Regions from separate parts of the Homo sapiens genome. Here region 1 is linked to region 2. The links are chromatin loops, found by intact Hi-C in ENCODE. Cell type or tissue: B cell. All regions are shown on one strand. Each heading gives the region's core, and the rest is flanking DNA. Links, peaks and the distances in the headings are about the cores only.

What was found. A loop is a pair of places that touch in the nucleus more often than their neighbours do. Peaks named below come from ENCODE experiments on the same cell type or tissue, not always from the same donor. Only the 100,000 strongest peaks of a DNase experiment are listed, where the experiment ranks them.
Region 1: it touches region 2 in a loop (4-fold over the local background); 3 of 110 quality-filtered maps call a loop at or near these places.

What each region holds. Positions count from the first base shown.
Region 1 is chr7:65,502,010-65,506,425 of GRCh38, forward strand. It overlaps the pseudogene LOC101929322. Among named protein-coding and RNA genes, the nearest start is that of ZNF92, 130 kb to the left of the region's middle. In B cell, for the core only: a CTCF peak has its summit at 2,584; no DNase peak of the experiment used is centred there.
Region 2 is chr7:65,385,999-65,390,414 of GRCh38, forward strand. ZNF92 (zinc finger protein 92) reads left to right here. Exons shown (of 4, transcript NM_152626.4): 2 at 1,904-2,030; 3 at 2,808-2,903. Among named protein-coding and RNA genes, the nearest start is that of ZNF92, 14 kb to the left of the region's middle. In B cell, for the core only: no CTCF peak of the experiment used is centred there; a DNase peak (open chromatin) is centred at 2,073; H3K4me3 peaks cover 760 bases; H3K27ac peaks cover 3,426 bases.

The sequences.
Region 1 (4,416 bases), core at 152-4,151, 120 kb after region 2:
CTTGAACAAATACAAATTGACTGAAGTGCTTCTCTTCAAACTTTCTGGAACATTTTTTATCTAAATTCTAGGAACAATCACAATAGGTTTTAACCACAAATGTGAGAATGTTCTAAATGTTAGGGTGGAAAAATTTTTAAAATAATTTTATAGTAATTTTTTCATCATAGTGACAGTGTGCTAAATTTTTTTCAGTCAAATATTACTGTGGACATTTAAGTCAAGATTCTAAGAAGCTGTTCTACAGTCCAAAATTGTTTCATATACAATATTATATATATGTATTTGCATAAAAAATTAATATAAGTGAGCCATTTCAAATAGTTGAGAGATTATTATATCAAAGATTCTTGATTATATAAAATGCCAATTACTTATGGGCACACATGCTTTTAATAATTACAAAGGCAGCTGTGGTTGATTCTACTCTTGCTACTGGCATTTATATGGACATAACATTATGGTCTGAAGAATATTTAGGCAAATTTATCCCTCATATGATCAGAAGAACAATGCAAGATAGTTTATATCTGAAAGGAAAAAATCTTTATATGGCTCTGAAAGCCTAAATCATTAACTACTTGGATAATAATTAGCATAAAAATACACAAACATGCCCTCTTCCTAGCAGTAAGTACACAGTGACAACAGAATCAAAGCATGTGGCTCCTCTTCTCTGCCCTTTCTAGATGGCACAATTCCTCATGAATCTAAGTGCAGTCATAGGGTGGATTAGGGTGACCTGCCATTTGTATGCAACTGATCTCTATTTTGGAAGCAATTAATGTAAAAATATATTTTTACAAGATAATTTCAAATTTCGGGGCAAACTAGCATGGTTTCACTCCTTTGTAACATTTTTTCTAAGGTTGGAAAAGTAAGGCTTTAGTACGATTTTTAATAATAAGTTTTCAAAGTGAGACGCAAAATGGTGGCGCCAACACATTTCAAGTCTGCTATATTTTGAATACACTTATTGGAGAAAAGACCTTCTCATCATTTTTCTCTTACAGGAAAGGAAATAACATGTACAGTTGACCCTTAAGCAACACGGAGGTTGGGGTGCTGGCCCCCCTGCACAGTAGAAAACCCACTATAACTTTGACTCCCCCAAAACTTTACTAATAGCCTACTCTAAGCCTTACAAGTAACACAAGCAGTCAATTAACACATATTTAACATGTTATATTTCTTATATACTGTATTCTTAACATGCCAGAGAAAAGAAAAAGAAAATCATAAGGAAAATATATTTACTAGTTATTAAATGGAAGTACATGATCAAACAGATCTTCATCCTCATCCTTTTCATGGGCAGGGTGTGGAGAAGGATGTAGAATTGTTGGTTTTGCTAAGTGGACCTGCACAGTTCAAACCCCTGTGGTGCAAAGGCCAACTGTATAGCCATTGAATAGCAATTTAGTTTTAGAAATTAACCTCACTAAAATACTCTTAGAAGGATGCCAAGAAAAAAATGAATAAGTATTTTGGTTCATCTATTTCATCATTTCATTTCATCATTTCACTTCCTCATTTCATCATTTCATTTCATTTCCTCCTTTCATCATTTCATTGCATCATTTCATCATTCCATCTTATCATTTCATCTCATTCTTTCATTTCCTTTCATCATTTCATCATTTCATCTCAACATTTCATCATTTCACTTCATCTCATCATTTCATTTCATCTCATGATTTCATCTCATCATTTCATCTCATCATTTTATTTCATATTTTCATCTCATTTCATTTCATCATTGCATCTTTTTATCTCAATTCATTTATTTCATCAATTCATTTCATTTATTTCATCATTTCATCATGACTTCATTTCATCATTTCATCATTTAATATCATTTTATCATGTCATTTCATTTCATATCATTTCATCATTTCATCTTTCCATTTCATCATTTCATCATTTGACTTATCATTTCATCATTTCATCATTTGACTTATCATTTCATTTCATTTCCTCATTTCATCATTTCATTTCATCCTTTCATCATTTCATCTCATCATTCCATCCTTTCATTATTTCATCATTTCATCTCATCATTGCATTTCATTTCATCATTTCACTTCATCTGATTTCATAATTTCATATCATGATTTCATTTCATCTCATCATTTCATCTCATTTCATCATTTCATCTCATCATTTCATTTCATCAATTCATCATTTCATCATTTCATTAATCATTTCACTTCATCATTTCATATCATTTCATCATTTGATCTTTTCATTTCATCATTTCATCATTTCACTTCATCATTTCATTTCATTTCATTTCCTCATTTCATTTCACCATTTCATTTCATCATTCCATTTCATCATTTCATCATTTCATCTCATTTCATTATTTTATTTCATCAATTCATTTCATTTCACTTCATCATTTCATCATTTGACTTCATTTCATCATTTCATTTCATCATTTAATATCATTTCATCATTTCATTTCATATCATTTCATCATCTTTCCATTTCATCATTTCATCATTTGACTTATCATTTCATTTCCTCATTTCATTTCATTTCATCCTTTCATCATTTAATCTCATTTCATCCTTTCATTATTTCATTTCATCATTTCATCTCATCATTGCATTTCCTCATTTCACTTCATCTCATCATTTCATAATTTCATGATTTCATTTCATCTCATCATTTCATTTCATCTCATTTCATCTTTTCATCTCATTTCATCATTTCATCTTTCATCTCATTTCATTTCATCAATTCATTTCATTTCATTATTTCATTAATCATTTCACTTCATTTCATCATTTCATATCATTTCTTCATTTCATCATTTGATCTTTTCATCATTTCATTTCATCATTTCACTTCATCATTTCATTTCTTCATTTCATTTCCTCATTTCATTTCACCATTTCATTTCATTTCATTCCATTTCATCATTTCATCATTTCATCTCATCATTTCATCCTTTCATTATTTCATTTCATCATTTCATCTCATCATTTCATCATTTCACTTCGTCTCATCATCTCATGATTTCATCTCATCATTTCATCTCATGATTTCATTTCATCTCATCAATTCATAGCATCTTTTCATCTCATTTCATTATTTCATTTCATTTCATCTTTTCATTTTGTCATTCATTTCATCATTTCATTTTGTCAATTCATTTCATTTCCTTATTTCATCATTTCATTATTTCACTTCATTTCATCATTTCATATCATTTCTTCATTTCATCATTTCATCATTTCATTTCACTTCATTTCATTTCACCATTTCATCATTTCATCATTCAATTTCTCATTTCATCTTATCATTTCATTTCATCATTTCATCTCATGATTTCATTTCATCTCATCATTTCATCTTTTCATCTCATTTCATTTAATCATTTCGTTTCATTTCACCTTTTAATCTCGTCATTGCATTTCATTTCATGTCATCAATTCATCATTTCGTCATTTCATTTCATTATTTCATCATTTCATCATTTCACTTCATAACTTCATTACATTTCATCTCATCATTTCATATCATTTCATTTCATCTTCTCATTTCATCATTTCATTGTTTCACTTCATCATTTCATAGCATTTCATTTCATCATTTCATCTTTTCATCATTTCATTATTTCACTTCATCAGTTCATTTCATCATTTCATTTCATTTCCTCATTTCATTTCACCATTTTGTTTCATCATTTCATTATTTCATTTCATCATTCAATTTCATTTCATCATTTCATTATTTCATTTCATCTCATCATTTCATCATTTCATCATTTCATTTCTTCATTTCTTCATTTCATCATTTCATCATTACGTTTCTTCATTTGATCATTTCATTTCATCATTTCATCATTTCATCTCATCATTTCATTTCATCATTTCATTTCATCATTTCATCATTTCGTTTCTTCATTTGACCATTTCATTTCATCATTTCATCATTTCATCATTTCATTTCATTTCAGTGATACATGTATTTAAGTGCTAATGTGATGCCCAAGAGACACCCTATTTCCCTTTGTAAAACACGTCCTTCAACAAAAGGCAACCTCTCATGGCTGGCTAAGTCTACAGGGATACCAGCCTCTCTTCAACCACCCAGTTTGATTTAGAACCTCAAACAGCACCTCAGTTTCATAAAAACCTAAAACATAAACACAACACTTGGTTGTAAGTGAGCCAACAGTTTCTTGTCTCTTTCTCTGCTCAAGGCTTAAGGCCGTGTCTCCCCAACTACGTTCAGTGGAAGAAAAGATCCCCTGGACAAATAAGTTTGAGAACTGTTGTTGCAGGACTTCTCAGAACCTTTAAAACACAAATCCTCATCCGCAGGGATCTTCAGGAGGGAGATGGCTGGTGCAGCACAACTTTCTTTCACAGGAGCATCTTGCAGAATACAGTATGAGATACAGAA
Region 2 (4,416 bases), core at 274-4,273:
ATAGTCAAGTATCTGAAAAATTTTTATTTATTTATTTTTGAGAAGGAATCTCACTCTGTCACCCAGGCTGGAGTGCAGCGGCATGATCTTGGCTCACTGCAACCTCTGCCTCCCGGGTTCAAGCAATTCTCCTGCCTCAGCCTCCTAACTAGCTGGGATTACAGGCGCGTGCCACCATGCCCGGCTAATTTTTGTATTTTTGGTAGAGACGGGGTTTCACCGTGTTGACCAGGCTGGTCTCGAACTCCTGACCTTGTGATCTGCCTGTCTTGGCCTCCCAAAAGTGCTGGGATTACAGGCATGAGCCACCGCACCCAGGCAAATATTTCTTCCTATATACTGGAGCCTTCTCTACATCATGGCTTCTTATATGCCATGTAGAATTCTCACCATGAATTTATGATCTTAAAAATGTTCCCTTTGTGACTATTGAATATGGGAGGATGAATATACTCAAGATTCCTATTGGGGAAAAGCTGGGGTCCTTAGTCAAGGAGAACATGTAATATTGAGGTTTCATCTGTCTTCTCCATTAGCTCTATGCAGAACAGGATTAAGAAAATGCTTTTTGAAACAGGATGGCATTTACTACCCAGAAAGTTCTGAAGAAAATTATTAGGAGATATATGTTGTCTAGGGTGCTAAAGAAAGACTATTTAAAATTACTATTAAAAATTGCAGAACATGGGAGATATCTGTATCTCAAACTTTGCATAAAATGGATGTTTCTTTATGGTTAAATTCAGGCTATAATTTACTTTTTGGGGAAGTAATATCCCAGCAGTGATGCTGTGTCCTTCTGTTCATCAGCACATTATAAAAATTTGTCCTAGTTCAGTTGATATTAATGATTCACTTGGTTAAAGAGCTCTCTGACAGATTTTTTCACTATAGAGTTAGTAATTTTTCTCTCGATTATTAAGTATCTGTTTTCTTTCTTCTTTTTTTTTTTTTTTTTGAGACGGAGTTTCACTCTCGTTCCCCAGGCTAGAGTGCAATGGCGCAATCTCGGCTCACTGCAACCTCCGCCTCCTGGGTTCAAGCAATTCTCCTGCCTCAGCCTCCTGAGTAGCTGGGATTACAGGCACGCGCCACCATGCCCGGCTAATTTTTTGTATTTTTAGTAGAAATGGGGTTTCACCATGTTAGCCAGGCTGGTCTCTGAACTCCTGACCTCAGGTGATCCGCCCACCGCAGCCTCCCAAACTGCTGGGATTATAGGTATAAGCCACTGGGCCCAGCCAGTTATTAAGTATCTTTATGCAGCTGATGTGCATAAACCATTACAGTTAATCTGGCAGCTGCCCTTCTTTATTAGGTTTTCTTTGCATATATCTGTCTTTGGAAAATGAAGGCTCTCGTCTTTGTTTATGGGTCAGAAAAACTGGGAAAACCCACACTCCTCCCCCTTACTGGATGCTTGACAAAATAATCTTCTTGGGCAAAAATCATTGGCATTATTGGTGATCTTCTTAGAAATTAAGAAACTCAGACTTTATTCCAGATGTTCTGAAAAAATATATGCATAACAAGATCTTCAGTTTATCATACACATTAAAATTTGAGAGGTCACTTCTAACTCCATGTCTTTTCCATCTGAAACATATACACTCAGAAATGTACGTTTGTGTTCATGCCCTTAATTTTATACTTTATCATCCAGAAAAGTATCATGTATACACTGGTGTTATGGATCTTATGTCATTCTCTTTTCTCAGAGTTAGAGAATACATTAGAAAATATTTCTGTATTGAAAATTATTTTATTGGATCATTTCAGTCACTCCTGTAAGTCAGAACTTGTTCTCTTTACTCTTTCATTTCACCTTAAGTCAAATAAAAAATTCTGCCCATGGCCACTTAGTAAACATATGTGTGTTTGTGTGTGTGTGTGTGTTTTTCAGGGACCACTGACATTTAGGGATGTGAAAATAGAATTCTCTCTAGAGGAATGGCAATGCCTGGACACTGCGCAGCGGAATTTATATAGAGATGTGATGTTAGAGAACTACAGAAACCTGGTCTTCCTTGGTGAGGATAACTTCAATACACAATACACAATGCTCTAAAAGTTTCATTTCTCCTCTTTGTAAAATGTTTTTTGGTAATTTATGCTTTGCATAAATGAGTTTCAGATCCCAGTTTTCAAGAAAACAGAGATTTGTCAGTATAGAAAAGAACTTCTTCAAGATGTTTCATTTTGACCTGAACTCTCCACATTCCTGAGCTGATCTATATCCTTCACTCTAAATTAGTGGTAATTCCAGAAATTTATTGGCATAAAATATTGTTGCTACCACCAATTTTTCATTTAGTAGTACTGGGCAGTATTAAATAAAATTAAAGATCTACAAATGTAGGCTGGGCGTGGTGGCTCATGCCTGTAATCCCAGCACTTTGGGAGGCTGAGGTGGGTGGATTACCTGAGGTCAGGAGTTCGAGAGCAGCCTGGCCAACATGGTGAAACCCTGTCTCTACTAAAAATAAAAAAATTAGCCAGGCGTGTTGGTGGGCGCCTGTAATCCAACTACTCAGGAGGCTGAGGCAGGAGAATCGCTTGAACCCGGGAGGCAGAGATTGCAGTGAGCTGAGATCGTGCCATTGCACTCCAGCCTGGGTGACAGAGTGAGGCTCTGTCTTTAAAAAAAAAAATCTACAAATTTAAAATATTTAGATATTTGTCATAAATTAGTATTTGGGGATTAATTTACTAGATTAATCTATTGCATCCTCTTTACTGAGCATATTACTATGTTGGTAATTGGAGAATATGAGCAAGATTTATGTTATTTATTTTTAATAAAACAGGTATTGCTGTCTCTAAGCCAGACCTGATCACCTGGCTGGAGCAAGGAAAAGAGCCCTGGAATCTGAAGAGACATGAGATGGTAGACAAAACCCCAGGTAGGTGACAGTTAATACAACAGACAACACAAATGAGAGGTCCAAAAGTCAAGGAGAAGGCCAGTCATTTTTTCTTAGTCGGAGTTTTGACCTTGTTGTCCAGGCTGGAGTGCAAGGGTGTGATCTTGGCTTACTGCAACCTCTGCCTCCCAGGTTCAAGCGATTCTCCTGCTTCAGCCTCCCGAGTAGCTGGGATTACAGGCACCCACCACCATGCCTGGCTAATTTTGTATTTTTAGTAGAGACGGGGTGTCTCCATGTTGGTCAGGCTAGTCTCGAACTCTCGACTTCAGGTGATCCGCCCGCCTCAGCCTTCCAAAAGTGCTGGGATTACAGGCGTGAGCCACTGCGCCTGGCCTCAGTCTTTAAAATGTAATTTGGGAAGCTGTTTCCAAAAAAAATAGTTTCTGGGAAGCCTGAAACTTTTATTTTGCTCTCACATAGGGGCATCTTCTGTCTAATGCTTTTAAATTTTCTAAGGTGATCTTCTTCAAGTTTACAGTGAGAGCCAAAGTCCTTTTCATGGGAGGAAGAGACTGCACAATCTGACTACTTTTCCATTGCTTTTGAGGACACACAAATAGCTGCATAATTTTGAGAAACTCTGTTAAACTACTTTTCTTTTTGTTTTTTTGAGACAGAGTCTCGCTCTGTCGCCAGGCTGGAGTGCAGTGGCGCGAGCTTGGCTCACAGCAACCTCTGCCTCCTGGGTTCGAGCAATTCTCCTGCCTCAGCCTCCCGAGTAGCTGGGACTATAGGCATGCACCACCACGTCCAGCTAATTTTTGTATTTTTAGTAGAGATGGGGTTTCTCCACGTTGGCCAGGATGGTCTTGATCTCTTGACCTTGTGATCCGCCCGCCTCGGCCTCCCAAAGTGCTGGGATTACAGGTGTGAGCTACTGTGCCTAGCCCAGAAATTTATTATTAATATTACTATTATTTTTCTGAGACGGAGTCTTACTCTGCTGCCCAGGCTGGAGATCAGTGGTGCAATCTCGGCTCACTGCAAGCTCCGCCTCCCGAGTTCACACCATTCTCCTGCCTCAGCCTGCCAAGTAGCTGGGACTACAGGTGCGAACCACCATCCCTGGCTAATTTTTTGTATTTTTAGTAGAGATGGGGTTTCACCATGTTAGCCAGGATGGAGAAATGTATTATTTTAATGGTATTACAAATAAGATTGTTTTTTTCCTCTTTTATATCATGTAGCTTATTTTAAGTGTATGGAACCATAACTTGTATGTTAATTTCATATTGTGCTGATTTATTATTAGTTTAGACATGTTTAAATGTTTATGATTTTCTCTATATAAGATTATGTGATCTACAAACAGCAACTTTTTACCTATCTGTCTTCAATGTCAATGGCTTTTTAAATTTTTTAAATTCTTTTGCCACATAATTCCAGTGCTATGTTAAAATGGAAGCATTGACATTGGCACAATATAGTTTTGCATTGGTGTCTGTAAATTTGAAGGAGCAAACAGCTCTTCAGGTTTTTATAAACTGGT